Regions from separate parts of the Mus musculus genome. Here all the other regions are linked to region 3. The links are chromatin loops, found by intact Hi-C in ENCODE. Cell type or tissue: left cerebral cortex. All regions are shown on one strand. Region 1 holds the start of Lsm14b (LSM family member 14B). Region 2 holds the start of Psma7 (proteasome subunit alpha 7). Region 3 overlaps Taf4 (TATA-box binding protein associated factor 4). Region 4 holds the start of Taf4 (TATA-box binding protein associated factor 4).

Region 1 (8,000 bases), 110 kb after region 3:
CAGCCTCAGGGAGCCTTCCTCTGCCCATCAGCTGCCTACACAGATCCACAAAGCAGGATGCCCAGAGCCTCAGAACCAAGGGTCAGAGGTCAGAAGATTTGGATTAGAGCCCTACCCTACCTACTGTCCCCTGGCTGTGTAACCCTGGCAAAGTCATCCAGCTCAGGATGAAACTGCATGATACCTCACAGGGCTGGCAAGGAGACCACTTGGCCGGGTGTGTGAGATGGTCAGACTAGCTCTGAGTGAGCTTTTATTTCTATCCAAGAACAGAGGCCCAAGGAATTTGCCCCCTCACCCTAAGCTGTTCCTGAGGTCTCAGAGAGGCTTGTCTCCAAGTAGAGGTCCATTTCTGTCCCGTGTTCTTGAAGCACTTTCTGTGTTTCTGCCTCTCCAGCACTTAGAGAGTCAATATCTAGGGTTGCCTAGAACCCCATTAGGTTTGACTAGCAGCCCAGCCTCAAACGGCTGCACCTGTGAGAGTGGCTGAGGCTTGGTGATTGTGTCAAGAGCTCCACGTGCTTCTCTCTGCTTCCCTGTAGTACGGCTTCAACACTGCGCTGCTCCAAACCTGGAAAACCTGGGTGTCAGGGAAGTGGGGTGGGAAGAGGAGAAAGGCAACAGAGAGGACAAGAAGCCACCTGGGACGGAGGGGAGGGGACAGGCAAGAGAAGGGACAGAAAGATGAGCTCAGCATAAAGGCAATTGCCAAGCCTGGTGACCTCAGCTCAGTCGTCAGAACCAACGTGACAGTAGGAAAGAACCAAAGCCCACAATGTCCTCTGACTATTGCGCATGTGCAATGGCCCCCAACACAGATTCATATCCACACATACAATAAATAAATATATGTAATTTTTAAAGAGTAGGGACAGGGCTGGGCAGTGGTGGCGCACGCCTTTAATCCCAGCACTTGGGAGGCAGAGGCAGGAGGATTTTTGAGTTCGAGGCCAGCCTGGTCTACAGAGTGAGTTCCAGGACAGCCAGGGCTACACAGAGAAACCTTGTCTCGAAAAACAAAAACAAACAAACAAAAAAGGAGTAAGGACAGAAAGAGAATCAGGAAAGCTGGAGCTTAGCTAGCAGACTGCTTGTCTACTGTGCATCAAGCCTGTGTTTAATGTGGTAGCAAATGCCTGTGACCCCCAAACTTGGGAGGCAGAGGCAGGACGATCAGGGGTTCAAAGTCATCTGAGCTACATAGTTTACAGCCAGCCTTGGCTACTTGAGAGACCCCTGTCTCACAAAACAATACAGGACCAGGAAGGGGAAGAAGAGAAGGGGTGCTGAGTAGAAAGGAGGGAGATGTCAAAACACATGAACTTTGACCCACTGTGCAGATTCTAGAACAGAAGGCTGGTTGAACCGTAGGAAATGGAGTTCATCTGGAACCAGGGACAACAGGTAAGGCTGCAGGAGGATTGCTGCTTATGCAGATCCTCCTCCTTACAGCGCAGTCACACATGCAGCACTAGTATGCTAGGAGACAACCACCCTGGGCTCCTCGTCCTCTTCTCTCTGCCTCCCACACAGTCTACCTGTGCCTCCTCTTTCCATCCCAGCCAGTTCTGATCGCAGCAGATCAGAACTTTCCGGCAGCGGCAGTGTGGTGATGAGATTCTGAGTGTGGGGAGAAGCCAGGTCAAGACTCCTTACCTGGCATATCTCTATACGTCACACCAGGATCTTAATTGCTCTTTACCCGTGGACCATCAACCTAACCGTGGTTTTCTTTAATTCTTGGTTTGTATGTTTTGTGCTAAGCACCTGTGAGATCTGGCGTGCTTCTGAGTTACAGAATGGTTTTCTGTGGCACCACACAGTCACCTGCTCCAGAATACTGGCAAGTGTTATCCCAGCTGGCCAGCACTGAAGTGTGGGATGGGGGTTCAACTTCCTGCCTTCTCCCTGCCTTTCTTGGGGCTTGTGCACTCTACTCCCATGCAGCTTATGGCTGCAACGAAGGTTTCTGCAGCTAGCTCAGGTTCTTCACACATCCAACCTAGCCACTCTCAGAGCCTCATGCAGCCATTATCTTCTGGGGACTTCTAGTGTTCCAGTAAGATGGGCAGAGTAGCTAAATCACCATTTGGGAAAAGGAGAGACTGAGATAGGGAATCTGACAAGGTCAGAGTTCCTCAGAAGCCCTGGCTACTCTCTATAGATCTCTCCACACGATTACCAAAGGGGTGGGCTCAGCAGGCTCTCCAGACCTGCACACTTGTAAAGAACTATATTGTAGCATTACTGGGTAGATGCGCCAGCCAGGAAACAAACACTTCTCCAGTGGATACCTGGGTCAAATTTCAGTCACAACTATTCCTTTTCTTGGGTCTGTGCAAGTACCCTCCATTGCTGGTACTGGGCAGGACATCAGAAATGAATGGCAGAGCGTGTATTCCTAGACCTGGGCAGTGTGTGTATTTTTAGCCTCTGCACTGTGTGGCCATCTACACTGTGCCTAGTGTCCCCAGGGAACCACCCAGTTGCAGATCAGGAGCCTGGCAGGCACTTTGAGGCCACTGGGAGCTGAACCCCCTTCCTCCATCTCAAGTTGTAGGACTCAGGAAGAATCAGCCTCTGTTAACTGAGGACACGCCTCCAACCCACGCGCCTCCGACCCACGAAGCCTTGAAAAGTAGGGGCTACATAGAGGGCTCTGCATCCAGGTCACTGAGGTGCTCACAGGTCCTCACCCCTTCCCCCCCCCCCCCCGCCCCTAAACCCTCCATCAAGTACAACCTGAATGACTGTGCACGGCCATGCTGTAGTGACAGCCTGGATGCCCCAGACCAGAAGACCTCTTCCCAACAGGGTTGCCTCAGTTTTCCTGAGTCAAGACCCTGGTGTGGGAAATATGGCTGAGTTATAGTTGATCAAACAGGCTTTTCTGCCTTCTCTGCTGCTCGGTGATGGAGGCGACTCAGTGGGTCTCACAAAGTTGTGTGTGGGGCACGGAGGAGTGGTGTGGAAAAGATGCATGGCGTTTGAGGCCCAGACTAACATCTCAAAGGACTCTTCAGGCTCACCAGCAATTCACCCACATACTATGCTTGTTTCTGCTTCTGTAAACTGGGGGAAGTCGTCCCACTATGGGTGTCTAGTGTGGTGGCTCATTCTCAAAATTTTGGCACATCAGAAGACTGAGGCAGGAGGTTAGAGACCAGTTTGGGCTGCACAGTCAGTTCCCCGCCAACCTGAGCTAAGAGTAAGACAGACCCCTGTCACAACTAAAACTAAAACTAAAAGAAAACAAAAAACAAAAAAACAAAACAAAAAACAGGCTCAGCAAGATGGCTCAGCGGGTAAATGCATTTGCTGCTAAGTGTGACCCCCTGAATACCCATTTCCGGGACCCATATGCTTCCAGGAAGCAGAGAACTCCTAACTGTCCTCTGGCCTCTACACATGTTGTGACATATGCACACACGGACACACATGCACATGCACCGAATAAGAAAATATTAAAATTTAAAATTGTTCACAACTATTCCCAGCATCCTCCGGCAGTGGTGGTAAGTTGATGTCACTACAGTAAGAAGTACGTTTTATGGCTCACATTTAAGAGAAATTGTTTCACAAAACAGTACTTGTTTTCACTATATGGGATGTTCCCTTATCTCCTCTTTCATTCTATTTCACGTTTATAAAATGCCAATCGCCACCAAATTTCTCATAGTAACTAATATTGGGCTCTAATCTGATGGTGGAGACTAACTGTAAATTAGCATGCGCTCATACATACAAAGTTACCCGCTATGCATGATGCGGAGTCAGCAACGCAAGAATGGGAAGCGATTTAGGGGGAAATCTCCCAATTTTATACTGCGGGCTGGGCTTTGGGCCGCAGTCTGAGGACGCGCGCACGCGGGCGGGAGTCACCCAAAACAGTCAGGGCTTATTTTAGGGATATCAGGCTTGGGAGCGCAGGGCTGCCCCGAGCTCCCCCTGCACTTTCTATTTCAGGGTCGCCCCCGCCGTGAGCGCTGCAGAACTGAGCAGCACCCGCCTGCCGGTTCCTTAGCCCCGGGGAGCAAGCGGGACTGAAGACGCACCTGGCCCGGCGCTGTCGGGGTCCAGCTCCAACAAACAAGAAAGGAAGACTGACAACTCCGCCCTATTAACACCTGGGCCAGAAGGGTGCCAGCGGCACGCGCGGAGGGAGGAGCCTGGCGCTCTTCCAGGTCCAGCCCCCGCCCCGCCCCCGAGTTTGCAAACAGTGGCCTCCCGCCTGCCCCGCGCACGCGCGCTTCGCCCCGCCCGCTCAGTCTCAGGCCCCGAAGCGGTGAGCGAGGCCCGCCGGGAACCGGCTGGGAAGACCCGGAGAGGCAGGTCCCCGGCCGGCAGCTTCCAAATGCGCAGGCGCGGCCCCGCCCACCGCCTGCGGCGCGGCCATATTTAAAGGGAGCCGGCAGCGAGGAGCCAATAGGCTGCGAGCGTACGGGGGCGGCGCGCGGTGGCGGGAGGCCCCGGATGTGGCTGCGGCGGCGCTCCTCCCCCGCTCCCTTCAGACTCGGGCTAAGCGCCTCGCTCTGCTCCCTCTCCGGTTCGCTCGTGGCCCGCAGGCCCCTAGGCGCGGCAGGAGGCGCCTCGGAGGCGGCGGCGCGGAGCTGCGCAGGAGTGGGAGGCCAGGCCACCGCGCGGCAGCGGAGCGGGCGGGGCCCGGCGCTGGTCCCCCGCGCCCTGCGCGCCCCGGCCGCCGCCATGAGCGGCTCGTCCGGCACCCCGTATCTGGGCAGCAAGATCAGCCTCATCTCCAAGGCGCAGATCCGCTATGAGGGCATCCTCTACACCATCGACACCGACAACTCCACCGTGGCGCTCGCCAAAGGTAGCGGCCCGCCGCCGCCGCGCGCCCAACTGACGCCCCAACAGCTCGCCGCCCCGCGCCTGCCCGCACAATGGTGTTCCCCGCTTCGGCGGGGGCTGTGGGAGGAGCGGACCAGGATCCTGCCGGTGTCGGGGGGTGGGGCGGCTTTGAAGCCGTGGACCTCCCCACCTGCGAGACGCCCTCGCGGGGCGAGACGCGCGCCGAGGCGGGGGGCCCGGGTCCGGCGCGCTCTCCTTGGAACCCCTTGGTAGCCACCGCCCGTCGAGTCGCGGTGCAGCCTCTCGCCGAGCTAGGGCGTCGGTTGAACTGCGGCTGTCCTGCTCTGAACTCTCCCGACCCTGTCCACTTGAGGGGTTGGTTTGATGAGAGAAGTCCAGAGTCGGTGCGCTAGTCGCGGCAGCGTGAGGGCCCAGAGCTTCTTTGTCTTCTTTCTCCGCGTTAAATGGGGCGCTTGTTTCCTTCGGCTCTCCAGAAGCGTGAGCGCCGCAGCCCGCCCGGGGTTAACGTGTTAGACCCTCGAGGGTGCAGATGGGAGGTTCGAGGCCAATCTGAAGCCAGCATGCTGCAGTCCTGGGCCATTCTCCTAAACCCTAGCCATACCTCCTATTTGAAGCGAGGCGCACAGACCCAGACTGGTGCTGCAGTGAAGGGCTCAGGGTTCCGGCTTTTTGTTCTCTTGAACTCTTCATGCTGCACTTGACGTGAGATCCCCTGTTGGAGAACCAGACCCAGAGTAGGCCCCTGTCCACAATAGGAGTTTGCTACTTAAAGCCTGCCACCAGATTCAGCTCAGCCCAGGAGTCTTGCCAAAGAGAGGTGTGCTAGCCTTCCTAGATCCATCCTGTCGAGGGTCCGTTGGGTCCAGGATTTCCTTATGAACATAGAAACTAATGTTGGGGGTCTGAGTTTGGAGATTTGTTCCCTTTGTTTCTGCAGCAACCATGGCCTGTTCTTTGTACCAGGGCTAGGGAGATTTCGTGCTTGCCTCAGAAAATCTCCTCAGCTGCAGCTTGTGATGAGGGCCTAAGGGTCCATCTGCAAAGTCAGATGTGAGAAAAGAGGTTCTACAAAGAGCTCTGCCCATCAGAGGGCTTTCACAGATTATCAGGGAACTTTGTGAAGCTTGGGATTCTACGGGAATTCTCATGTCAATTCCTGAACTACTGTCCCTTGTGGTCTTTGCCACATGGTGCTGTATAGGTATTGTCAGCGAGCTCGAGTAGCTGTTAGTTGTGAAGAGAGTGCTGTGTCAGAGGGCACTCTCTGTAGTCAGAAGCTTGGCCCAGGACAACAAGTTAACTGTCGTTTTCTCAACCCCTAAGTGAGGTCCTTTGGTACTGAAGACCGTCCCACAGACAGGCCTGCTCCCCCAAGAGAGGAAATTTATGAGTACATCATTTTCCGGGGAAGTGATATCAAGGATATTACTGTGTGCGAACCTCCAAAAGCTCAACATACACTCCCTCAGGATCCTGCTATTGTTCAGGTAAGTGTCGACGCTTCTGTGTGGCTGTGCCTTTACAAGAGAGGCTGGTTTCCCCTTGAAAGTTGGTGTCATCTGTTTGGAGCATTCAGCTTGAGGAATTGCCCTCTAGTGAACACTGGCCTGGTTTTCACCTAGACGGTTTCTGTTCCTAAGGGGTTAATTCATGCAGAGCATACACCTTACAGGGTTACATGCGCAGCATGGAGGGCCGCTAGGGAAAGAGACCTGTGGCTTGCTGTGCGTGAGGTACAGATGCTGCTGCTGGTGGCCTTGCCTGGGCCTGGCATGCCTAGAGCATAGCAGTCTAGCTTTGAGTGGCAGAGTATAAGTGGCGCATCGGGTGTTTTGAGGGTGACGGGGTTGGTTCTCTAATAGTTTTCTGTTCTGGTAATGCATTATTGTCGGACACTAAATTTGAAAGTCTTAAGCTAAGCCTGACTGCCTGGTAGGTTACACCCCAGGATTACAGGGGTGGGTACAAGGGCAATTAGATTATTATCTTTTGTAAGTTTAGACCTTCGTTGGCTTCTCCAGTTCAGACTGCCCTGGGTTCTAAGATGAAGCTATATTTAGAGAGGTAGGAGCAGGTAGGGTGCAGAGTTGGCACTTGAGAGAACCCAAGTCAGATTTCTGGAAAGCTTGGATAGGTATTCAAGGTCTCAAAACAGGGAAAGTAACGACCAGACTAGAGGAGGGGTGGGGGCAGGCCGTCCTCATGAGCATTCATCCCGGAGGCAGATTGTTGGGCGGGTGATGAAAGACACATTGGAGATGTGTAAATAGTTTCTGGCCTCACAGCTGTCCCTCTTCAGGGAACCTTTCTCCACCTAAAAGTGGCATTTCCTTGTAAAAATGTCAGATTGCTGTTGGCAGAGGGCAGCTGTAGGAGTTTTAATTCTGGAAGGAGTTCATGCAGCTGTAGTGAAATGTTTGGGGAAGGTCTGTTTGGCAACAATGGAAACTACCCAGGACTCCCTACCATAGCAGGAGTGCAGGCTGACAGACCTGGCACCCTCTTCCTGAGAATGTGCGCTATATGGAGACTTGAGGGTACCAGGATGTTGCAGCACTCTCACCTGTATTGTATGTCTCATTGTTCAGTCCTCCCTGGGCTCTGCCTCCGCCTCGCCCTTCCAGCCGCATGTGCCTTACAGCCCCTTCAGAGGGATGCCACCGTATGGCCAGCTGGCAGCCAGTTCCCTGCTCAGCCAGCAGTATGCCGCTTCCTTAGGTCTAGGTGAGTGACCGTTTTTGTGTGCTTGACTACTCTTACCGTGACAACCGTGCAGTGGAGTCATGCACCCTGAGAGCCAGACAGTCTTCATGTCCTGCAGCTGCTGGATTCTTACATCCTAACCACTCCTGATAAGTTACCCAGCGCAGCATCAGCACGTTAGTGTTGACGAGCTGTTTCCTGAGACTGAGCCAGCATTGTTGAGTTTGCACCAGATGACATAAATCAGAATGCACCTGGGATAAGAAGTTGTGGTGCAGCTGTAGTTTTACACATGAGATCTGTCTGAGAGCCCACTGATACCCTGTTTCCTGTTGTAGCATAGATTGGTGTGTTGCAAGAGCCCAGCTCAAACGTGGTTCCACTGACAGGGCTTACTACTCCCAGAGATCAGCCCTGTCTTTGTGACCTTGAAGCTGTGTTCAAAACGTAGAGAGTTGGGCACTGTG
Region 2 (8,000 bases), 130 kb after region 3:
GCCATCAAAGTCAAAACCCACAATTAGGGCCGAGATACCAAATGGCCTGCGCCCATTGCTCTGTGTATAACGCTGAAAGGAAAAAAAAAGTGAGCACCATCAACCACAAAAGTTCATGCCAGACAAGTGGTTAGTGCCGAGAGAAAAGGAAGCCACCTGCAATTCAGATGGATGGAGAACAGCCTTTAGTGCACCCCTTCCTCTTAGACACACCCAAAGATTTATTTATGTGCGTTGTGTCTTGTGTCAGGAGGAGGGATTAGATCTCTCACAAATGGAGTTAGAGACTGCTTGTAAGCTACTTTGTGAGTGCTGGGAATTGAACCTGGGTCCTCAGAGCAGCTAATGTCCTTAACTGCTGAGATTATTGGAAGTCATCTCAACACAGGCTGACATGTTCCAGCTATAAGCTGTCTCTAAAGTTTGAGTGTCTTACTACAGAGTTGGGGGTGCCTTTCAGCACCCTCTCAACCAGAGTAGCAAGACAAATACTCGTACTCCCCTCCAGAGAACAGAGTCAGGATGAATCCAAGCCAGAAGAGACAACAGACTGGCAAGATGAAGTCACACAGCACCCTGATGGCGGACAGTGCCTAAGCAAGCACCTACCTGCTTCAGACTCGCAATGTAGCGGGTGATGTACTCCACAGTCACTGGGTCCTCCACTGTCAGCCGGTGGCTCTGGCACTCTACCCGGGCTCTGTTGATGACTATCCTTGCATCAGCGGTGAGACCTGAGACAAAGGTTCCTGTCAGGGCAGCTCATGGATACGACTAAGGTCAAGAACGTCAAGCCACATCCCAAAGCACACCAGCTTCTGCAAGCTGTTCCAAGAAGCAAGTACACGAACAACTGTGGATGCAGTCATGCTGGCACTCAGTTTTGTTTAGGGAATTGCGACTTCTTAGGTTGGATCTGTTGAGGATGATACCTGACATCTCTAGTGCAAGTGAGGCTCAGCAAGGAGGCTCCTGTCATCCCTCCAACCACAGGTGCTCCTGGACCGGAGAGTCAGGAACTGTTGCTGATACAGACATGACTAACAGCAGCAGTCAGGTCCAAGAATCCCCAGGAGAGATCCCAAGCTACAACTGCTGTTCTTGCTCTGTAGTCCAGGCTAGCCTGGAACTCAGCGGCTCATATCCACTTCATTTACCCAGTTTATACGTGTCACAACTGCCCATCCCCTCCAACCTGTCACCAATGCTCTGCTTGCCACCCTGGTTCAACTTATACCTGCAAAGGCCATACAGACGTTATCGTCCAAGGCGCAGATTTTTCGTACTGTTCTTTCATCTTGTAGCTTGGCCACTGATTTTTTTTCCACACCAAGAACAACAATGTCCTTTCCTCGAACACCAACCTTAAATGAAAATACATGTCACTTTTAAGAATCGTATGAGGACAGCTATTATTTTCTGACACAGCAGAATGGAGTGGGTTAGGCACATACAGATAGGCTTGGTGCAGGAGCCCTGCAGAAAAGTAAATCCACCCATATCTGGTCTACCGCTTGACAAACTGTACCACAATGAGGATCCAGATCCGCTCCTGAGGACCAGGACAAGTTATCAGGACCTGAATGCCAATTTCATGCCCTCAAAGCACTGAGGCGGTTACAACTGTATCACTGAGACCCTGAGTAGAAGCCTGAGGTGACTAAACCCCAGGCCACAATCCTGCCTGTTCACACTGCATGCACATAGTACTGGCAGGACCCGGTATGCTACAAAGTGAAGCACAATCCACTGTTTAAGACACCCCCACCCCCCTGCCCATGGCTGCGATTGTAGAAGGGAGGACGTGGTCCCTGTATAGACAGGGGAAAATGGGCCAGGGGATGTGGAATGGCATTTGCCCAGCACCAAAATCAAAATCAAACCAAAAAATTTTGTAGGCTATTTGGTCATACTGTTGATGGTGTTGTTTACTAAAAGACAAAACATTTTTTTAGCTGTGGTTCAGCCTCAGCTCACACCTTTAGCCCAAGGACTTTCTGCTTGAATATTGTAAACGAGATTAAATAAAGTCAAGAGGCAGGACATGCAACCAGCTGGCCAGAAGTGAAGATTATTTAAAAACAAAAACAAAAACCATAGAGTAAGAAGAAATCATGAGGATGGATAGAGACAAAGGAAGCAGAAAGGAGGGACATTCAGTTTGAAGGTTTTTTGAGTCAGCATGAGAAGGGGCAGGATTCCTGGTGGGACACTGACTGAGGAAGGTCAGCTGGGCTCTTCTCTGCCTCTAGGAGCCAGTAGGCTTTCACTCCAGTATCTGGTTCCTGAGTCTTCATTGGTAAAATCCAGCGATTGAAATTTTGTTAAAACAACAACAAAACCCCACAATAAACCCAGGAAACCTCACTTAACCCTTCAATCAAGAGAGGAACAGAAACAAATGTAGCAATCCCGGAAAGGGTGGTTGGGTAGAGGGCACCGCCCCTTGCCAGCTCCCTCTGATGTGGAACAGGATTCCCGGGCCCAGACCTCCAGATACCAGGAACCTCCCACAAGGCTCACCAAGGGCCTGGAGTGATTTCACACGTTCCTTCTGTGTTGATTCCTGTGACCTACAGGATCCAAAGCTAGCTGGATGCAGCAGGCAGCTGCCAGTTGGGAGCACTGGAGACAGGCACCCCAGATTCTAGAACATTCCTACTGAATGCGTGGAGCCCAGAGGTCTATACACTGGTGTCTTCCTCAACCCTTCTCCAACGTCAAAAGCAGTTTTACTTTTAAGTATGTTGTGTCTGTGCCTCTGAGTACAGCTGCCCATGGAGGCCAGAGGTGCTGGAGCCCTTGGAGCTTAAGTGTAAGGCAGTTTTGATCCTTAGAATCTGGGTGCTGGAAACTAAATTCAGTACTCTTCAAGAACAGATCTGCACCCTTCAACTGCCAAATCATCTCTCCAGCCCTCCAACTTGTTTTTTGAGATAGGGTCTCACACTGAACCTGAAGCTCACAGATTCTGCTACACTTACTGATCAGCAAGCCCAGTGTATCCTCCTGCCTCTGCCTCCCAGACTGGGATTCCAGGCATGTCACCAGGTGCAGTGCAGGGAGCCACCTCACTGGCCTCACAGGTTTTTCTTTTGTTAGACGGTTTCTCACTAGCTGTATCTCTTGGGTTTGGAGTGATGGCTCAGCGGCTGCTCTTCCACAGGACCCCAGGTTCAATTCCCAGCACCCATATGGCAACTCTAGTTCCAGGGAATCTGACACTCTCACACAGATATATACATATAGACAAACGGCCAAACGCACATAAAAATAACTTTTAAAATAATAAATTAATAATGCACACACACAACCACAAAGAGTCTTTATAGTTTTAGAAGTCTTTAGGGTCTCTAGATTTAGAAGCCCAGGCTGGCTTTGTACTTGTGAGATTTTTCGAGCCTCAACCTTCTAAATGCCAGGATTATACAGGCCTGCACTTCCAAGCCCTGTCATTCCAGAGTTCTTGGGTGGATTGGGTCACCAAAAGCTTTGGGGTTTTAGTTTCAAGGAGATAAAATACCTGGGAAATGTAAGCGTTTCAAGACTCGGAACCACGTGTGTTCCGGAAGATCCGGTGACTCGGGAAAAACAAAAACCAAAACTAAAACTGTCTCACTGCTGGCGCTTACAGGTGTGGGGAGTCCTTTTCCAAACAGTGCTAAGGACTGAACAAAACTGGGGCGCGGTGAGAAGGGCCCACCGGAACCAGAACACGGCGTCGGTGGCGCATGCGGACCCGGAAGCAGCCTGTCACCATCGCAGGGCCGACGAATCGCCCTTTGTTCACAACGCCCACCTGGGCCTAGCTCGCAGATCCCCAAGTCCCCGCCGGCGCCGGCTACAGCCAGCCTCCCGCCGCCCGCGCGCACCTGCGGCCTCCGCCGTCCGCGCCGCGCGCACAGCACCAAGATGGCCCCGGCCCAGCCCCGGGGATGCGCTCGCCTAGATGCTCCGCAGTGGGGAAGCCAGAAAAAATCGCCCGGCTCTCCGGGAAGCGCGGCGCGGTCCCCGCGACCTGGTGCCCTTCCTACGTCGTCACCATTCAGCTCCCGTCACCTCCTGGTCCACCCGCCGCCAGCAGATAGCGCGGCCCCCGCGCCCAGGTCTGCGTGCCCCGCTTCCTTTTGCACCCCGTCGCTCAGGCCCCGGGCCGGCTCACCGCGGTGGAGCCCTTTTTGACCGCCTCCTGCGCGTACTCCACTTGGAAGAGGTGGCCGTCGGGCGAGAAGACGGTGATGGCGCGGTCGTAGCTCATCACTGCGGACGCACTAGCTCGGGCCGCCGCCGCTCAAAAGCGCACACTCACCGTCAGCGCCCCGCCCTCCCGGGCCACGCTGCTGGCGTCTGGCGTCAGGGGGACGTGCGGCACGGCGGGGCGGGGCAGGGCGGGCGGAACCACCGAAGCTCAGCACAGGGGGCGGTGTACCGGCTACCGGCTGGACGAAGAGCGCAGGCCGGGTGCAGGGGGCCTCCGCGCGGTATCCTGACCTGGGAGGCAGTCGCGTAAGGCGTGGGGACGCGGGGGACTCGAGCGCGCATTGGCGACAGGCAGGCGGGCGAGCCCACGGCACCGCGCCCCCCGTGTCCCCGCCCCCGCTCTGCGGAGAATGGGCACCTCGGGCCGCGGGGCGCAGCCGGAGAATAAACCCCAATGATCACGGGCTGAGTCCGCGCCACCACCATGTCCGTGGCCTTCGCGTCGGCGCGGCCGAGAGGCAAAGGGGAGGTCACTCAGCAGACCATCCAGAAGGTGGGCATGGCCGAGGGGGTACAGAGTGCGGGTGGGCGCGGGGCACGAACAAAGCCGGGGCACAGCCCGCCGCACGGAGCCCTGACGGCGGCTCCCCGCGCCCCCAGGAAAGCCTGCGCCAACTTTGCTGGAGGCACTGGCAGCGGGGGCCCGGCGGCCGCAGGGGGTGGGGACCCCGGAGCGCGTTGCGCGTTCTTCTCCCAGAGCGCCCCAGGCAGCAGACGCAACAGAGCGAGACGCCAGGGCCCGCGGCCCCTCCAGCCGGGGCGGGGGCTTGTCGCGCTCTGCTGACAGCCGTGGTAGCGACGGTCGCGCGCCTTTGCGCGATGCTTGGCGAGTGGAGAAGGGGGAGCAGGCAGCCTGGAGGCGCGCCGCTGCGGCGAGCTGGCCGCTCTTGTGAGGTACTGCGGTGCCCTGCACAAAGGAACGCATCCAAAGTGTGCGTGCCATTTCCAGAGCCCGCACCGCTGTCCAGAGCTTGCTGCACGCGGCGGACTTGAGGCTAGCGCAGCCCCGCCCCCGCTCGGGCCACTGGGTATCCGCGAGCCTCGCCTTCTGCACCCTGGCTTCAGACACCGCAGGTTTGTCCTGCAGTCTCTCAGTTTCATCCTTTAGTTTGGGCCAGTTTCTCAGAGAAGGCGTTTGCGTGGGTGTGTGGACGTCTTTAACAAAAGGAAGCTTTAAGTTTTGGCTTGGACACTTTAGCTTCTTACTGTTTGCCTTCGCGGTTCCAGGCATCTTTCTTACGCGATGGCTTTTCCTAATTCTGGTTCCTTTTACAGAATTCTTGAATTCTTTTGAGCCAGTTAGTTCCCAAAGGAAATTGGCCTCTCTACTCCCTCAGAGGCTTGTGGGGATTTTCTTCGCTTGTCGCCTGTTTCCCAGATCACCCTTGCTATCCTCCTTAGGAACATAATGGTTATCACTGTTGGCAAGTCCTAGTTAGCAGGGGAGATTATTGGAGGAAAGCAGAAATGCAGGTTTTATAGATCTTGCCACATTTAACTTTTTGCAGAAGTGACTTAGTGAAGGAGGCTACAGAGGCTACGTGGTAAAGCTAATAGTAGCCCTTCCGTGTGGCTCCACAGGCTGCTGTCTGTGTGGCCATGAACTAGGAGCCTTGGTTGGTGGAGGGTGGAGTACTCCACACATTGGCAGTCCAGACAGTGCCCAGGCACTCTGGCTGCTGGATCTTAACAGTCACTCTTTCCAGTGCCACTTTTGGCTTCAACATTTTTAGTCAGTAGTCAAACGTGCTCATCAAAGATCCTCAGTTTCTCCAGGCAAAGGTGTATTGGAGGACTACGCCAAACATCAGATCACAAAGAGGAGATGTTGGCTGACCTCAGCTCAGGGCAGAAATTCAGCCTGTGCATCTTTGGAAGTGGGTCTTAAGTTTAGCCTGTCAAGGTCCTTAACCTGGTAGGGCTGGCAATTCACTTCCTGTCTCTGTGAATCCTTTACTGGGGAGTCTGAGAAGGCCTGAGGGGGGATGTGTCATGTACTTAAACCGTGCACTCTGACCTGGCCTGATGATGCGCCACTGCAGTTACATTCTGCAGCATATGTGGCAAGACGGTCTGAGAACAGCCTGAGCTACATGATAAGTTCAAAGGCAGCTCAAGATGTGTGTGTGTGTGCTAACCAGCCCATGATGAGACCACTGGGGAGAGCTAGGAGTTCCAGAGAAGGAGAAGGCCAGTGGGTGGTGAAAGCAAAGGAAATAACAGCGCGTTCTTGGAGGACGGATCCTACTCAACCGTCACAGCCCGCAATGTCCTCTCCTCAATCTTGTCTCGACAGTCACAAGGCCATTGTAGTACTTGGAGGTATTGCTGGTGGCATATGAGTTAGCATGTAATGAAGTGGCCTTTGCTGGTCCGTAGTCTTGCATGGTACACCCTATAAACTATAAAATCCATAGCACAGGTTCTGCCTAGGCGAATGTATTCGTGTCCCATAACTTCCCTGACTGGCCACAACCCAGGTGACATTAGACAACAGTTTTCATTCACTCACTCTGTCAAGGTGTGAAGAGTGGCTGGCTGCCTTCCTTCTCTCACGAAGTTCTGGGGGAGGCTACCTCATACCTTCCCAGCTTCTGGTGGCTCCCACAGCCTTTGGTGTCCTTTGGTCTGCGATGAGATCTCTGTTTTCCTCTTCTGGGATCTCCTCGCCTGTTTTTCTGACTCTTCTCAGAAGCATACCATTCTTATAAGGTAACAAACATTGGTTTGCAGATAGCCTTCTTTCCAAGTTTGGGGCTTTCCATAGAAGTAAGAGTATGAGGTCAGGAAATTTGAGCAAGCTTTGAATCGTTCTAGATGTGGCCTGCAGGGAGGGAGTGGTGACCCAGAGTGGGAGTCTGGAGAGCTGCCCTGACCTGGAGCAAGTGACCTTGTGACAGAGCACTGGCACCTAACGAGGATGTAGTCAGAACTGTGCTTTTGTGTGGACAATGTGTGTGCCTGGGATCCTGAAGTGGAACTACAGCTGGCTAGAGCCCTCAGAGACACCACTGGCCAAGGACCAACTCTAACTCTGTCTTTCTCTCCACTAGCTGAGGGCTATAGTATCCCAATGTCCAGCACTGTGCGCTCCTGGTGCAACCAGCCAGGGTATAGTGCAGTGATTTGGGTGGCTGCATGCCTATTAGAAGGCCCACTGGACGCCCCCTGCTGTTTCATGTAACAATTACACAATAAAAGTTACATATCTCTATTGCTGATTATTATTATTATTTACATGCATGGGTACATGTGCCACAGTGTACAGGTGGAGGTCAGAGGATTATGGAGTCACGTCCTTCTCCTTTGACTGGGGTTCCAGTCTCCAGGCTTTTTTGGGGGTGGGGGTTAGGTGTTTTGTTTTTTGGTTTTTTTTTTTTTGGTTTTTTTTTTTTTTGGTTTTTGGAGACAGGGTTTCTCTGTATAGCTCTGGCTGTCCTGGAACTAACTCACTCTGTAGACCAGGCTGGCCTCGAACTCAGAAATCCTGCCTGCCTCTGCCTCCCAAGTGCTGGGACTAAAGGCGTGCACCACCAACACCCAGCGTCCAGGCTTCTAAAGTCAATCCTATTAATAAGGCACTTTGGCTGCTTGGAACATTAGAGCTGTCCCCATAACGGTGAATGATGTGTGGAGCTGAGTCTGAGTCCCCTATTAAAGTGGAAGAGTAATGGCTCTTGGGTAGCTGTTCTTGAGCAACAGTACTTCCTAGGGGGGCACAAGGTTTCTCCTCCCATCTC
Region 3 (8,000 bases):
AAATCAATTGTGTTTGTACAGGTGCTGCCCCCGGCCTGCACCCCGGCCTCTACTGCAGACCGGGACCCTGCTTGGAGCTTGTGTTCCTGGGGAGCTTCGTGTAGACGGGAGGGAAGGGACAGGACAGGGCAGGGGCGAGGTGATAAATAGTCTAAAAAGTCAGCTTGCTTCGCCAACTGACTGCTACAACAGAAAGGAAGAGATGAGGTCATCGGCTGTAGACATACACCTAGCGGGAGTCAGGGTGAGCTGAACCAAAACGCACACAGGATGAGCAACTGCTAATTATTTGCTAAGCGCTTCCATCAGTCTTTAAATATGGCTTGTTTGGCAAGAAGGCCACTCAGCCGAGGATGAGCTCGGGTCAGCTGTCCTGTGAGAGCACCCACAGGCCTTTGTGTTCTCTCTGCTGCAGACACGGTTTCTGCCGCACTGAAGAGCTGATTTATAAACAGGAGTATAAAACTGCTCCATTGTAAAGAGGTGGCTGTTTTTAAACAATATCCCATTTGCTTGTTACAAAAAGGCGTAATCTGCAAATATATAAAAACGTCCGCAAGCATCCCATCAGAAACGCCGGCTCATCCTGTTACTTAAGGAATGCTTTGTAGAGCAACAGTGAATGGCTTGTCTCACGCTCGTTTTCTAAACAAAATATGAGGTCCCTGAGGTTGACCCGCGTGATTCTTTGCCGTGTGAACTGTCTGGGGGTTCCCACGCCGGAGCCGCCTGGGACTGCTGCGCCCGGGCCTGAGCCCTGGTGGGGAGAAAGAAGAGGACATGTGCATTAGTGACCATAGAACAGTTAGGAGGGAGGAGGAGATTCAAGTATCCCAAAGACCCTGGTTTTGAGGAAACACCCTGCCAAGCTCCTTCCACAGTTCTACTACTTTAAGTCCCTATGCAGGGCAGAGGCCCCTACTCCCCACTCTGCAACAGGCTCAGGATGCCCACCACCTCCAATGTCCCCATAAGCTTGACCCTGAGTGGGAGAGAAGGTTCTGAACGCGCAGCCCCCACTTTCCATATCACACAACACAACACTACCCAAGAGGCTCAGGTGAGGGGATCAAAGACCACACTTGATGCCACACCTGGGACCGTGGCATCCCTCCTTGGCTGACAGAGGCACTAGGCCTGAACTCATGGGCAGGGCAGGCTGCTGGTCAGCTGGAGAGGCCGACTGCTCAGCGGTCAGGACGGTGATCCACGGCCAAGGGAAGGGGGCTCCCTGCTCCCCTGGCTGGGCCTTGCTGCAGACCCATTCCCTAGGTCACCACAGCTATCCAGCGAACTGAGCTCACTTCCTTCCTGCTCAGAAATAGGATGTACTAGGGCTGGCTTCTGGCCACTAAGCAGCTGATCTCCTCACTGCCTCCATCTGACCCCCGCTGGACTCAAACCACACGATCCCCATGGACAGCTCTCCTCTTCTCACAGTAGAGAACCAAGGTGTGTCCTGCTGGTTAAACTGTCCATTAGTATTCAAGTGTACAAACTGCAGTGATGTCCTGACTGTGCCTCCATAGTCGAAGCTTAGGAAACTGGAGTATCACCTTCTACTCATGAGGCACAGGGGCACAGGGGCCAGTAGATGGCAGTCATAGGAAGCTGGCAGGCAGGCCAGGTACAAGTGTGCCTACATGACCTGGCCAGTTTCTTCATGCATATGTCCAACTGAAGATAGGGTACTTTTCCTCAGATGCTGGGAGCCACCACTGTCCATCTGTGGCCCTGGTCTCCACCATCACCTTGGTAGCCATGTCCTTTTGGGTAGACAATCTCCTTGGATGTTATTGACAGCAACAGTAATGTTTCATCCTGAGATTAGAGATGCCTCTTAAAGGGCCACAGCAAAGATGTGCAGTTAGTAGGAATGAGGGAAGCTGTTGGTGTCCCAAAAGCCACCTCAAGCTGTGCTTGGTCCAGCACACACGAGCTTCCTTCGGGAGGTTCTTGGTGATATGGAAAGGAGCAGCAAGCCAATTTCTGGGAAGAAAGCCTACAGAGGAGGAGGTTTCCTGAGACCGGCAGAGTCCACAGGTCCTGGGGCTCTGGAGCAGGCTGAGGTCCAAACTCTTTCTCCATTTTCAGTAGTGAGCGAGCGTCACTCTTCTTGCACTTGCTATTCCTGATCCAAATCACTGTGGCTACAGGCCCAGGGGAGAAACTCAGGCGATGACATGATGTCCAGGCCCACTGAGGCCCGGCCTGGGCAGCGGGATGTGTGTGGCCAGTGTCCAGGCTGCATCTCAAGCCTCTACTTTTAGGTTCAACAAACAACAGCAGGGCTGGGATGGGCAGGGAACACTCAGCCACAATATTTAAGAAATGCCAAAAGTTAGAAATTGAGTCACAGGATCAACCTGGCACCCACACTTTCTGACAAGCAAGTACTGACACTAATGGGGCCCAGACAGCTTCATGTAGGCACACCAACCTGGGCCTCCAACCCAGTGGTATAGCTGTCACTACTCAACCTGAGGGGTCAGCAGTCAGGTGAGAATAAGACACAGATTCTCCATTGTGTGCTACAGGCCTCATGAGCAACAGGATGTGTGTGAGTCGGTGGTAAAGCCAAAAGTGCAGGCTGAGGCACAGCACAATGAATGCTACACTCATTCAGGGTTGGCCACAGCAAGAAGAGCCTCAGAACTACGACCAGCTGACCTGAGTAAATGGTCCTGAGAAGACTATGGCACCCAAGTGTACCCTAAACCCTCTTGGGCTATGGGAGCACACACAGGTCATCCAACCTGTGGAGTTTCAGAGGCCCCTGGGAGTCCTTAGCTGATGGTCTAGGAAGGGTCACGGATGCAGTGAATGTGTTCCTGGCTACTGGAATTGAAGCTTCTGCTCAGAGCTTGATACAGGGATCCACAGGAACAAGGCATTTGCTAGCACCCACATAAAAGCTGAAACCTTAACATGGTAACTACAGAGGACTCTTTGAGGTATTTCAAGGGTGGATATGGACACAGAAACAGACAGGCAGACAGACAGGCAGGCTGACACACTCTCTCTCTCTCTCTCTCTCTCTCTCTCTCTCTCTCTCTCTCTCTCTTTTATGCATGCACAAACACACACACACACACACACACACACACACACACACACACACACACACAGGAACACATAAGGACACAGACACGAACAAACATGGACATGGACACACACGATGGCGATACCAGGAAAATTCTCACTGGTATATGAGTCTGGGCCTCCTGGGTTATACTGCTGTGGCTACCCACCTGGCCCCATCCAAGGCTATTGAAAAAAACTAAATAAAAAAGTGAGTCTATTTCTTGTCTATCTAGCTTCATCTATTAAGGCCAGCCTGCTATACACAGGGTCTGTGTAGCTAGTTCTATGTCCTAAGGGAAGCACTGGGCTTTAGTTCCTCCCCAAGGTCACAGGGTTACAAAGTTACAGTCTGACTCTTTTCTCTACCAAGGAGTCCCACTTCAGGAATAGGCTAGAGCTCTGTACCTCAGAGTGAGTGTTTCTGGGAAAACCTCAAAGACCATGAATCTGCACCACTGTCCTAGCCAGCCATTAGGTTAGAATAGTATTGGAAAAGCAGCCGACTAGGACCAGACCTATCAATGGCTACCATCCTTACAAACGCATCTCTGCCTTCACTTCTGCGAACTGCCACACATGAGCCATGCTCACCTGCAAAACATTTGAAGAACACTAATAGACACTTAGAACTCTGCTAAGAAATGACATCAATTCTAAAAGGCTCAGCACCAGGACAGCCTGGCCACCTCTCCAGTGCAAAACTCTAATGAAACCCCTGGGAGAAAATGCCCCCATGCTTAGCCAGAGGTGTTAGAAGAGAGGATGCCACCCCTACAGTAGCATGACCACACTCTCAGCAAGGTTGCTCACAACAGGTGGAGATGGAAGGAACCTAGGACATGTACCCAAGTGGTCCAAAGACAGGCAGTGAGAAAGGAGCCTCACAGGCTGCAATGGGTCCTCAGATGGGAGAACAGAACCTTCCACACAGGAGGAATGAAGGGGAAGAAATGGGGGGGGGGGGGGTTCAGGGTCTATAAAACAAGCGTCCATAGGGTCAGTAGAGGTCCTGAGCAATCACAGCAAGATGTGGTACAACCTAGACAAGAGTTCCCAGTACTGCCAGGAGAGGGTGCCATCACCCCACAAGAAACACAACACCTAGGTGCCACATTTGGAGGTAGAGCACACCCACAGACAAGTTCCTAGTCAAGCAGAGGTAACAAAGGGCAGGCTGTGCCTATGAGCAACAGGCCCTGGATGTTCAGAGCAATGAACGCTACACTCATTCAGGGTTGGCCACAGCAAGAAGCACTGCCCTTACAGAGAGCAGAGACAGAAGAGGCCAGTGAGGACATACAAAAGGAATGCTAAGCAAGTCCAGGAAGAGAAGGAAAATCAGAAAAGAGAAGGAAAAAAGAGTGATGAGGGTCAGAAAGGAGGTCATGCAAAAAGCTATGAATTTTGTAAACTATGCAAACCAAGGCTTGCAGCACAGTGAGAGCCCAGGGCACAACAGCAGTGATTAACTTACCAAGGCAAGAGAAAGCATGGCACCTCGCCTTTAACCAACCTGCAGGTCAGGACAATGTGATCAGCCACCACTGGATGGCAGCAGCAAGAAGCACGGCTGAGTTGCTGGAGGCTGGCTTCATCTTCCCCCACACCGCTTAAGACACAGGTTCAATTAGCCTAGGGCTGAAAAGCAACATCTCCAGGAGGCCAACCTCACAGGGTCTCAAGTGAGAAGGGAAGCAGAGGTGTGAAGAGAAGACACCATTACATTAGTGAGACCAGGGACATTCACAAACTGTGTACGGATGAAAGTAACCACAACACAGACAAAGCACAACAGCCTTCACAAAGAAGCCAGGAGTGGCTGTGAGCACTGGTTACCCCAGCTCTTAGGAGGTGAAAGACTGAGTTGAAGGCCAGCCATGCAATCAAAAAACTGTAAAGAAACAGGGAATCCTGGCACACACCTTTAATCCCAGCACTCAAGAGGCAGAGGCAGGCGAATGCATCTCTGAGTTCAAGGCCAGCCTGGTCTGCATGATGACTCCCACCAGAGCTACACAGAGAAAACCTGTCTCAAAAACCAAAACAACAAGGACAACAAAAATGAAAATGAATGCAGGGCGGGTCATGGTGGCACAAGCTGGCAATCCCCAAACTTGATAAGGAGGTTTCAGTGAATTTAAGGTCATGCTTAGTCACAAAGCAAGTTCAAGTCCAGTCTGAGCTGCAGGAGCTGCTGTCTCAAACAAACAAAGTTACATGTACAGGTAAAGAAACAGAAGATGATAAAGAAACATGAATGTGTATGCACCGGTGTGTGTGCACTGCCTGTACACATGTGCATGCGAGGCTACAAGTTAATGGCTGCCTTACTTGTGTAGTGAGAATTTTGGTTTCTTTGAAAAAGACAGAAATATTATAGGAATGTTTTCATTTTAATCCCAGGTGTGGGGCTGCTTCAAACTGACCACAGCAACTATGGTTTGCCTTGTGCTCTAGTAAGGGCAGGATTTTGCCAGTTACAGATGGTTTCTACAGTTGTGGGACATTTAGAATTCTGGGAACTTTTCAGAGGGTATATAATGTCAGGGCCGCCAAGAGTTGGTTGTTGTTGTTGGGCTATTGGTTGCTGTTGATTGCTGTTGGTCAGCTTGTTAAGTAGTCGTGTGTAAAGAACAAGAACTTAGACATAAAGATGAAGATCAAACTTGCCCTAAGAAACTTAAGCCCTGATCAGCAGGAAGCAGTTTAAGGATGTTAGCCCTTTCCCCCTCTATCCTTCTGTCTCTCCTATTGAGCAATAGGGGTGGGAAAGGGGTGGAGATGGGTGGAAGAAAAAAGAACTCACTAAGTAGCTAAAGTCTGCTACATATTTGAGACAGTGTCTCTCACTCACTGACTCAACTATACTGCCTTTAGCAAGCCCTGGGTTCTATCCCCCACCTCCATCCCCCAGTGATGGGATTATGGTACACACTACAGCACCTGCATTTATGCCTCAACCAGGTGATGAGTTACAAGGACTTACACCTTACAATAATTCAGCAAGCCACAAAAATACCCAGCAGGAAAAGTTCACTCATGTCTTTTAACTCCCCTGGTATTCTTCTCAAGGTTTTACTCAGTTCTTGGCCTCACTTCTGTGTGGACTTTGCAGGCCTGCACACTTGAACAGCAGACCCAGTTGCTGCAGCTTTTTGGACAACACATTTACATAGATGCTGGCCAAAGTTTCCTTCCTATCCCACACTCAGACTTCTTACCTGCCCTGAACTGAGAGGGATGCCCTGTACCTCTAGGGTCTCCACACCAAGAGAACACTACACAGGGAGTCACTGCTGGCACTAGGGCTGGAGATGGGTCAACAGTCCTTGGCAGGGACAGCACTGCCCTGCTGAAGTCACTACTCTGAGCTGACCCAGTCTGCCTGCACACCTCCACAGCAGGACAGGGCTGACCAAGCAAAGCAGACAGCAGTTTCTATGGGGATAAAAGCGAAACCGACTAAGAGGCCTGGTGGCAACCGAGGGTTCACTGAGATTTTCACCCCAGCCTCCCCAGGATAGAGGCTCACTCTCCATCAAGACTCACGTAAAAATAGTCAAAGCCACACACAGACAGGGGTGCTGTGTTGGACTGGACTGGAAAAAAATGCCCCGTATCTGCACAGAACTGTAATAACAGAATAAACAGCAACTGGGTCCATTGAGCGGACTGAAGTGGCTGCTAAAACAAGAGTCCAGACCACATTCTTCATAGAAAAGCCACCCAGGAGCCTCATCACATCAGATCCAAGGTGCCCAGTATTCAGGTGACAGGCACTAGACAAGCACTAGATGGGAAAAGCAGTCCACGACTGAGGGAGAGCAGTGAGGGGAAACTGAGGCTGGAAGCTTCAATACATATGTCCAACGACACAGGAGAGATCCAGCCATCATAAAGTGGCAGGCAGGGAAGTCTGCCACTCACTGGATGGATGCTTGCAAAGAGCCTGTAGACCAATAATATATAGCCTATATAGTTCAATAACATAGCCTATAGACCAATGGTTCTGTAACATTCCTAATGCCGCCACCCTTTAATACAGTTCCTCATGTTGTGGAAACCCCCAGCCATAAATTATTTCACAGCTATTTCATAAACTGTAACTTTGCTACTGTTATGAATCATAATGTAAACATCTGATATGCAGGATGTCTGTCTGATATGCGACCCCCATGGGGTCTGGACTCTCAACTGAAATCTATGTTTGTAAGTGGGAACTGCACTGGAGCTCTACAGCCAACAGGAGCTGGCATGACTCCAGTCTGGCCAAGGAACATGACCCAGTATGACGAGCAGAGAGGAAAACAGTGATGCAAATGAACATGGGCCACAGCCCAGCCCAGTGCGTGTGCGACTGGAAACCACAGCACAGTCTAGTGCATGTGACTATGTGCCATACCACAGTCTAGTGCCTGTGTAACTGGAGACCAAGAGGAAGAGAGATGGGAACAGAACACACCTAAAGAAAAAAATGGCCCATGTGTTGCAAATGCTTTAAGGCACAGACCCACATGTGAGTCTAAACAGCTCAGCAAATGGAAGAAGCAGGCTGACCACCCAGAGACTGAACCCAAGACACAGAAAACCTCATAAAGAAAGGCCTGAAGTGTCAGCAGTCAGACCAGATGTACTACATACAAAGGCAAGGACAGAAAAAGTGACAACATGCACCAACACCCTAGAAACTCAGTGCAGAGTGCACAGGCAAGAATAAGCATGCCCAGTGCAGGCACACAGATGCCAGCCCCGCCAGCCTCCAAGCCAAGGGACAGTGATGCACAGCCCAGCATCCTCAGCAGCAACAGTGAAGACAGCTGAGCAGTAGATACACAGGCCTGCAGTGCTCTTCTAAATGCAAATGACAACTAACGGCTTAAAGCTAAAGTAACCATTAGGGTAGCATATATGACACT
Region 4 (8,000 bases), 57 kb after region 3:
GGGAAAAACTGAATCTTAAGCCCCCATCCCCATGTACACAGGAAGTAAGAAGCAGGCTCTTTCCCTCCCTTCTTTGCCACTCTGTAACAGGTCATCAGCCAAAGACCCTTCCTTTGTCCCTGCCAGCACCTTCTGAAAAGTGCTGTCAGATCTCAGCCTCTGCCGGGGCCTGTGCGCTGGGCCGCATACCCCAGGTCTGACTCTGCAGGAAGCTCTAGGCAGTAGCCCTGGATGGGGAGGGCTCAGTTCTTTTTGCTGCTCAGCATCAACTAAGACCTCAGTCCCTCAAATTAAACGCCTTCAGATCCACACAGCAGACTCACTACTAAGGTCTCATTCTAAAGCCAGATATCCAGTTTGTCACAAGAACCAGAAGTCCCCCAGAGCAATGACTCCAAAACCCAAGGTCATCAGCACCACCCACCTGCATGTTGTAGGTGCACTCCCTGCAAGTTTGAGCCCACAGAAACCGGTGCCTTCCTCAGGGCCACTCTACCACTCAGAGGACAGGACCTTACAAAATGGTCCCTCAACACCTCAGGAAGGAGACAGAGACGGCCGGCCCAGTGAGTAAAGGCACTGCTATGCTCTGCAAGCTGGCACCCTAAGTTTGATCCCCAAAACCCACAGAAAGGTAGCAGGGACGACTGACTGTCCACACCTCTGTCCACTCTTCTCATGTGTGCTGAAGCACATGCACCCATACACCATGTGCACACACACTAACAGTCTGTGCACACACTAACACACCATGTGCACACACACTAACAGTCTGTGCACACACTAACACACCATGTGTACACACTAACACACCATGTGCACACACACTAACAGTATGTGCACACACTAACACACCATGTGCACACACTAACACACCATGTGCACACACACTAACAGTATGTGCACACACTAACACAGTATGTGCACACACACTAACAGTATGTGCACACACTAACACACCATGTGCACACACACTAACAGTCTGTGCACACACTAACACACCATGTGTGCACACACTAACAGTCTGTGCACACACTAACACAGTATGTGCACACACACTAACAGTGTGCTTAAAGCTCCAGGAGGAGAGGAAAAGGCTCTCCCGAACTTCACAGACTCTCAGAGTGGCAAAAGGCCTAGCTTCCAGCAACCCCTCCTACCAGAACATGATTGTAGAGCAAACTGCAGGTCTGCATGCAGCACACTGGCCCCATACACAGCAGCAAGCTGCTTGGGCAGACAGGTCACAAAAGAACAGGGTAAAAGTGGATTCTAACTGTGGGCAATGTTAGCTCTTAAAGATTTTCAAGCTCTTATGTCTTTGGTACAAATATTCAAAAGAAGGTAAAAAACCAAAACTTTCACAGCCCTAGCATAAAATATAAAACTCCTACTTCTTAGACATAACTGTGCAGTGCCTGATCTGCCAAGCAGTTCTAAAGAACTGGCCCAACTGCACTCAAACCAACATCCAGGTAACCCTGGCTTCAGCACAGGCACAAAGCTGCACAGCACCCAGACTTCCTACACAAAAGCCCCCCTCTCCCATCTTCTTAACTTAATCTAGCAGTTTTAGTGCTAGCCAAGGCCTGACTAAAAGACTGCCAACAACAGCCCTGAACAGCAGCTGCATCCCAGACCAGGCAAGGAGAGGCTCATGGAGAAAAGCAAAGTTGCTCCTTCAAACTCCACAAACTGCTTCAGACCTTAGGCAGTTTCTACAGAACTTTACATCTTTGCTTCAAGATTTGCAAAAAGAGAAAAAAGAAAAAGAAAAAAAAGCAGCTATAATGATTTGATCAGCCCGGATATAACCTGCTATTTATAAAAGCTGTTTCCAAATTTACATTGTAAGTGGAAGAAAGTGCACATTTACACAGAGGCAGTCTTTGAAAGCATCCTGGAACACCCTGACTTAAGTACTACCCCACCAAGCCACTCCATTCAGGGCAGGGGGCTGAGTGAGGTAGACATGGTTCTGATCCAGTGGCCTCTCTGGGGCAATTGTGAAGAGGTTTCCCAGTGGCCGATCTTCCCTCCTTCACTCATTCCTACCCAAGCCAGGGGGTACTCTTCTTAGGAGCCCTAGTATACAAGAATCTGCCCAGAAGTGCAGTGCATATACATAGAGACCAATAAGCCAAGTATAACAGCATACACTAGCACCCAGGAAGCTAGAACTGAAGGACCTCAAGCAAGGCCTACATGGGCTATAGAATGAGAGTCCCAGACAACCTAATGAGAGACCCTGCCTCTTAAAAACCAAAACAAAGAGTTGAGCTGATATGATGGGTTCTCCCCAAGGTCAGAGCCTTTGCTTGAACACACAGCATGAAGTGTGGATGAGCCCACCATCCTGAAATGCTCACAGACCCTCTACTACTACCAAAACACAACAATGCTGAACAGCTCCAAAAACAGCTGCAAATGCCAGTCATCATCCCATCACCACACTGCCCGAAGATGACAATGACAGGCCAGCTGTGAATCTGATGGGAAAGGAGACCCACTCCTAGTCTTCCAAAGTGCACCACTGCCCGAGTTATGGTTACCAAAATGTTTCTCCTCTTCCTCCTCTTCTTCTTCTTCCTCCTCCTCCAGCAGCAGCAGCAAACTAGGTTACAACCTTTGGCCTAAAGCCAGGCCCTAGTGAGGTCCTCCCATAGGTAGCATGTGGCTCTGTGGGTGGTGGCCACCCCAGCATTGTCCACTCAGAGCAAGACAACCTGCCCCAAACTTCTTGTCCACTGGGTAAGACTTTTCACTGGAATAAAACTAACCTTAAAAAGACTGTTACCATCCTTCAAGCAGGGAAAGGATCAGGGAACTAGGACTAAAGTGCAGCTGTGCCCATCCATGTCTCATCCTGTGGGGCAATGGACAACTTCCTATTCACTCAGCAGAGACAAACTTTACAGTCAGACAAACTGAGGCTCCATAAGCAAACAGCAACTGTGACCTCGAGTAAGAAAAGCTAAAGTTCCAAGAATGTTCCTCTTGGTTGCTGCTGCCAAAGTTGGCCTTCAGAACCCCAGCCCATAACCCCTCCAGAACTCCACCCTGAGCTGCCTGAGAATCTATCTGCCCAACAACTCAGGCAGACCCAAATGTGGTGAGCCACTAATCCACATCCACGTGTGGGAACCAGCACCTGACACCTGTGTCACTCCAGAGCCACAGCATCCAAGCCAACAGAAGGAATGTTTGCTCCTACACAGAGAACCTATGATTTAGCCAAGTTCTAGAGCAACATGAGAGTAAATTCAATACCAAGGTAGAATGAGCACACGTAAAAGAAAATGCTAATTTGCCAAGTTAGAAAAACAGCCTGCAGGACAGCATCCTCACCCAGAACTCTCAAAGTCACCAGAGCACACACTAACTCTGAGGTTCTCTCACCTGCCCTTTTGACAACTATAGTCACACTGTGACATGCCTCTATCTCCTCCTGACATGTGCACCTGCCATCCAGCAATCTGAGAACTATCTAAAGCTCTCATTGTGGATCAAACTTAGACTTTGGCACCAGCAAACCACCAGCAAGTCACAACCACAGTAACATCCCAGTCCCTTTAGAAACTTGTCCTGACAGGGAAGATCGGGGCTCCGGTTGCTTAAAAAAATAAAAGAAATTAAAAAACAAGTTCAAGGTACTTATTAGAAGTTCCTGGTGAATGCTGAAGATTAAACTTGATCTCACAGACCTCAGGGTGAAGCCTGTGTCCCTCCCCTCCCCCAGCATGACCTCTCTCATGAGGGCACTGGGAGGGACTCAGCCCTTTTCACACTCCTCTCAACTGCCAATGGTATGCTATTCCACTTGACACCTATGTGTAGCCTTGAAACCTGCCTCCCCCTCTCTCTCCACTTTACCGTGCAAAGGCTGCTATTGGCTAAACAACGTTTTATTAGAACCTATTTTCATCTTTCCTGAGTATATTTTATTATAAAAGCTATCAATGAAGGAGGAACATCAGTTAGAAAAAGTTCTGCCTACGCAGTTACAGGACAAAACTAGGATGCTTGCATCCTCTGACTACGCCTCCCCGTCTTGTTTAAAAAGATGTCGGTTTTCTAGCACTGGTGGTAATGGTTTTAAGCACCAAACATTAGCTTAGCTTTGGGTGTTTTTAAAGTAAGGTAATCAATCAGCACTCCTTATCAAAACAGCAACAGAAGCCAGGGGTACAGAGGATGGGTGTGAGTTTTCTCTTTTTTAGAAAGCATGTGGGACTTTGAAGCAGAGCTCTGGGTGTCTGCTACACACCAGACTCTGCCCTACTCTCCAGCACAAGCATGGGGGCTGATGCAGACGCAGACGCAGAGACGTGCAAATAATGAACATGTTTACATTTCCCCCAAGGAGTTATCTTCTGCTCTACACGCCAACTCTGAACCTGACCTGGAAAAGGAGGCAGCAGTGGTGCAGACAGCAGCCAATGCCCTTTTCAAATGACATCGTCCTTCTCCCAGGGAGACGGACTTCACTTGTGCAGCACTCAAAAGCAAAGGAGCCAGGGTAAGCCAGGATTGCTATGGAAGGATGCCATGGGCACCTGACTAAGCCAGCTTTCCTGATAAAAGGACAATGTGGGCACATACTTGCATTGGGGAAGTCCGTGTTAAAGTACTGTGGCATTTCGAACAGCAGACTACAAGCACAAAATGCATCTTAAACTATAAATATCAGCCATACTTTCCACCCAGAGGTCAGAATGAAGATAATGAACAAGGCATTTCAATTTCACACACAAAACACACACACACACAGCCACCCCACACACACACACACACCCTGCTCACTTCTCAGCAAACCCCAGATGTGTGGCAAGAGACATCTGCAGTTCCTAGGCCTTATGTCACACCCAGCGCCTCCTCAGAGCATGGCAGCCCCTGCAACCTCTCAAACACTTCTGGGTCCTATATCCCCATAGATAGGGCAGGTATCTCTGGACCTTTGATGAGCCTTCCCAATCCTCATTGACTTCCACAGCAAAACCCAATTCTAAAGATGCTGTAGGTCTTTCAACGTGACCCAAACCACTTTTAAGAAAACAGGAGAGGACACAGTAGCAGCATGTTTTCTAATTCTCTACTACTGCCACCGCGGCGGGCGGGCGGGCGGGCGGCGCTGCTACTACTGCTTGCACATGTCACCGTGTAATACCGGAGGAGCGCACAGGGCTTGCTCCGGCCCAGGGTTCTGTGGGAACACTCCTGCAGAGGACTCTCAAACAAAAGCAGGCTACAAGCGAGGAAAGGAGCCACTCGACAAACCCAAGGGACCCTTAGGAATTCGAGGACAACAGAGTCAGAACATGTGTGGAATCTGCAAGAGCCGAGACAGCTCCTGTGTCCCAGAATCCACATCACCATGATCTCCTGCATCCGCAGACCCCTACGCACTAAGTGTCCTACTGACCTCCAGGGATGGCAACAACAAAAAACACCCAGGGTCCACTTTCAGGCACTGATGACCACTAAACGCCTGCTCCCAGCATGGAGTCCCCAACCGGCTTCCCTGGCAACAGGAAAGCCCATGCCGCCTTCCACAGACTTCATTAGCATGCCCGTGAGTAGTCGGTTCGCCCTCTCTTGACCTCACCTGAGGAAGGAGAGAGAAGGGCCCCTCGGCTATACGGTGGTAGCCCAGAGCATCCGAATGGGACAGCAGAGTTCCCCGAGGGATCTGGGAGCTCCAGGACTGGGACGCCCTCAAAACTGGCAGGTCACCTGGGCAGGGGCCGCCCCTCGGCCTCTCGGGCCACCCGACTAGGGCACGGTCCCAGAATGCAGCCCAGAACTTCCTGGAACGCCAGGGCAGCCTGGTGCACCCGCCCTCGGCCTCCCGCCGCGCGCTGCCACTCACCTGGGGGCAGCTGGAAGTTCTGGATGTTGGTCGGGTTCTGCGGCGGCTGCGGCAGGCGCGGGGCCAGCACGGTGGGCGTCAGCGTGGCCCGGATAGCGCCGGTGGTGGCCGCCGGCGTCCGAGGCAGGCTGGGGGTCGCCGCGGCCGCACCCTTCGCCAGCCCCGCGGGGGTCCCGGGCGCAGGCCCCGGCAGCGCGCCCGGCATGGCGGGCCCGAGCAGCACACTGCCCGCCGCGCCCCCGCCCGCGACCCCCGCCGCCGCCGCCGCCGCCGCCGGCCCCGGCCCGGGCCCCGGTCCGGGCTTGGGCGCCTCGGCCTTGGCCCCCTGCGCGCCCGCGCCCGGCTGGCCCAACCCCGCGGCGCCCCCGGAGGCCGCGGCGGGGGCAGGAGCGGCCCCGTTCTGCGCGGCGGCGGCAGCGGCGGCGGCGGCGGCAGCGGCAGCGGGTGACACGGGGGGCGCGGGCGCGGCGGGGTGCCCGGGCGGCCGGGCTGGCGCGACAGGCGCTGGGGGCGCGGGCGGCGGGGGCGCGGCGGGCGCGGGCGCGGCGGGCGGCGAGGGCGCGGCGGGCGCGGGGGCCGCCTGGATGACAGAGCCGGCGGCGGGCGGCGGCGCGGGCCCGTTGTTGACCGGGCTGACAGCAGGTGCGGCGTGCGGCGCGGTGGGCGGCGCGGCGCTCCCATTCAAAGTTTGCGCGGCGCCGGGGCCGGGCGGGCCAGGCGGGCCGGGCTTGGAGGCGCCGGGGCCGGCGGGTGGGGCGGCGGCGGCGGGATCCGGCCCCGCGACGGCGGCGGCGGTGGCGGCGGCAGCGGCAGCGGCGGCGGGGCAGGGCCCCGCGCTGGCCTCGGGCAGCGGCCTCAGCTTGGCGGGCGCCGGCGCGGGCCCTGCGGGGACAAGCAAGCGGCGCGGTGAGCTGGAGCCCGGGCGCCGCGGGCCCCCACCCGCCGGCCGCGCTCTACCTGCGGGGGGCGGCTCCGGCGCCGCTGCGGGCGCGCCCTCGGCGGAGGCGGCCGGCCCTGCGCCCGCGGCTCCGGCCGGGCTGCCGCTCACAACATGGTTCCCGAGCGCGCCGGCGGCCGCGGCCCGCAGCTCGGGCGTGCGCGGCGCGAGGTGGTGGTGGTGGGCCGCGCTGGCCGCCAGCTGCGACTCGAGCGAGCCCACCAGATCGCTCACCACTTTCTCGTCCACCTCGCTGTTGAAGAAGACCTCGTCCAGCAGATCCGAGCCCGCCGCCATCTTTCCTCCTCGCCGCCGCCGCCGCCGCCGCTCGGCCGAGCGCGCCTGGGCAGGAGGAGGTTCCAGCGGGGCGGGGGGCGGTGCGCGGGGCGGGCGGGGGCGCGGCGCGCAGGGAGGGGGGAGGGGCGGCCCACTGCGCAGGCGCGCCGACACGCACCGCCCACGCCCGCGCCCCTGTGGCCTCCGATTGGCTGCGGCGGGCTCTTAAAAGACGCGGCCAATGGCTGCGAGCGCCAGAGGCCGGGGAGCAGGCTAGGCGCTGGGTGCTGGTCGGCTGTTGGAGCGCTGGTGGGAATGGCAGCGGGGCCGGGAGAGCGGCGGCTCTAGGCGCCGGGTGGGTCGCGGCAGCCGGCTGCGGGGTTCGCCCTTTGTCTGCACCCTTCCAAAATGGCTGCGGCCAGGGCGGGCGGTGACAGCTGCGCGGGCGCTCCCGGGGCCCCGGCGGTCAGAGAGGAGCAGGAGTCCTGGCACGAAGGCGCTTTCGGGGCGGAGAGGTGCGCAGAGGACGCCGCGGACACGACGGGTCAGCTCCCCTGACTTACAGCGGTTAGTACGAGGGCCGTGCACACCCCGGACGAAGCTGGACATCCGGAAGCTGATTTGTTCTTTATTTACTTTTCTCGTGGGGGAGGGGGGGGTTGGTTGTAAATCCTCTAAACTGATGCTTGCTGGCACTTTGTAGGAACATTTTCGTTACCATTTCTCCCCTTTCTTTCTGGGTGTTTTCTTAACCAAAAGGCCGTCTTATTGGACATCGCTATGGATTTCGTCTTTCCTTTTTTTTTTTTTTTTTTTTGAAAAGGCCGAAAACAAATTCCAGATGGCAAAGCTTGTTGGGGACCTCAACGCAACTGACCTTCCTAGAATCATCGTCACCTCTGAAGAGACTTGCCACGG

The links. Peaks named below come from ENCODE experiments on the same cell type or tissue, not always from the same donor. Only the 100,000 strongest peaks of a DNase experiment are listed, where the experiment ranks them.
Region 1: a loop joins it to region 3, with 5 times the contacts of the local background. A loop is called at or near these places in 6 of 42 quality-filtered maps.
Region 2: a loop joins it to region 3, with 4 times the contacts of the local background. A loop is called at or near these places in 41 of 42 quality-filtered maps.
Region 4: it touches region 3 in a loop (3-fold over the local background); 18 of 42 quality-filtered maps call a loop at or near these places.

What each region holds. Positions count from the first base shown.
Region 1 is chr2:180,020,482-180,028,481 of GRCm38, forward strand. It overlaps Lsm14b (LSM family member 14B), which reads left to right and starts at 4,506. Exons shown (of 10, transcript NM_001372364.1): 1 at 4,506-4,831; 2 at 6,154-6,317; 3 at 7,419-7,554. The coding sequence starts at 4,705. In left cerebral cortex, no CTCF peak of the experiment used is centred here; DNase peaks (open chromatin) are centred at 4,380, 4,886, 5,199, 5,531 and 1 more place; H3K4me3 peaks cover 4,190 bases; H3K27ac peaks cover 1,845 bases.
Region 2 is chr2:180,038,116-180,046,115 of GRCm38, forward strand. It overlaps Psma7 (proteasome subunit alpha 7), which reads right to left and starts at 4,349. Exons shown (of 7, transcript NM_011969.2): 1 at 4,163-4,349; 2 at 1,238-1,364; 3 at 610-734; 4 at 1-72. The coding sequence starts at 4,258. It overlaps Ss18l1 (SS18, nBAF chromatin remodeling complex subunit like 1), which reads left to right and starts at 4,368. Exons shown (of 11, transcript NM_178750.5): 1 at 4,368-4,753. The coding sequence starts at 4,685. In left cerebral cortex, CTCF peaks have their summits at 4,409 and 7,424 (motif pointing left); DNase peaks (open chromatin) are centred at 3,806, 4,327, 4,614, 5,074 and 2 more places; H3K4me3 peaks cover 3,230 bases; H3K27ac peaks cover 1,903 bases.
Region 3 is chr2:179,912,850-179,920,849 of GRCm38, forward strand. Taf4 (TATA-box binding protein associated factor 4) reads right to left here. Exons shown (of 15, transcript NM_001081092.1): 15 at 1-757. The coding sequence ends at 590. Among named protein-coding and RNA genes, the nearest start is that of Taf4, 60 kb to the right of the region's middle. In left cerebral cortex, CTCF peaks have their summits at 1,587 (motif pointing right), 4,143 (motif pointing right), 4,645 (motif pointing right) and 7,390; DNase peaks (open chromatin) are centred at 4,167 and 4,632.
Region 4 is chr2:179,969,544-179,977,543 of GRCm38, forward strand. It overlaps Taf4 (TATA-box binding protein associated factor 4), which reads right to left and starts at 7,103. Exons shown (of 15, transcript NM_001081092.1): 1 at 5,870-7,103. The coding sequence starts at 7,103. It overlaps 4921531C22Rik (RIKEN cDNA 4921531C22 gene), which reads left to right and starts at 7,310. Exons shown (of 2, transcript NR_033782.1): 1 at 7,310-7,649; 2 at 7,906-8,000. In left cerebral cortex, no CTCF peak of the experiment used is centred here; DNase peaks (open chromatin) are centred at 4,470, 5,458, 6,541 and 7,343; H3K4me3 peaks cover 2,663 bases; H3K27ac peaks cover 941 bases.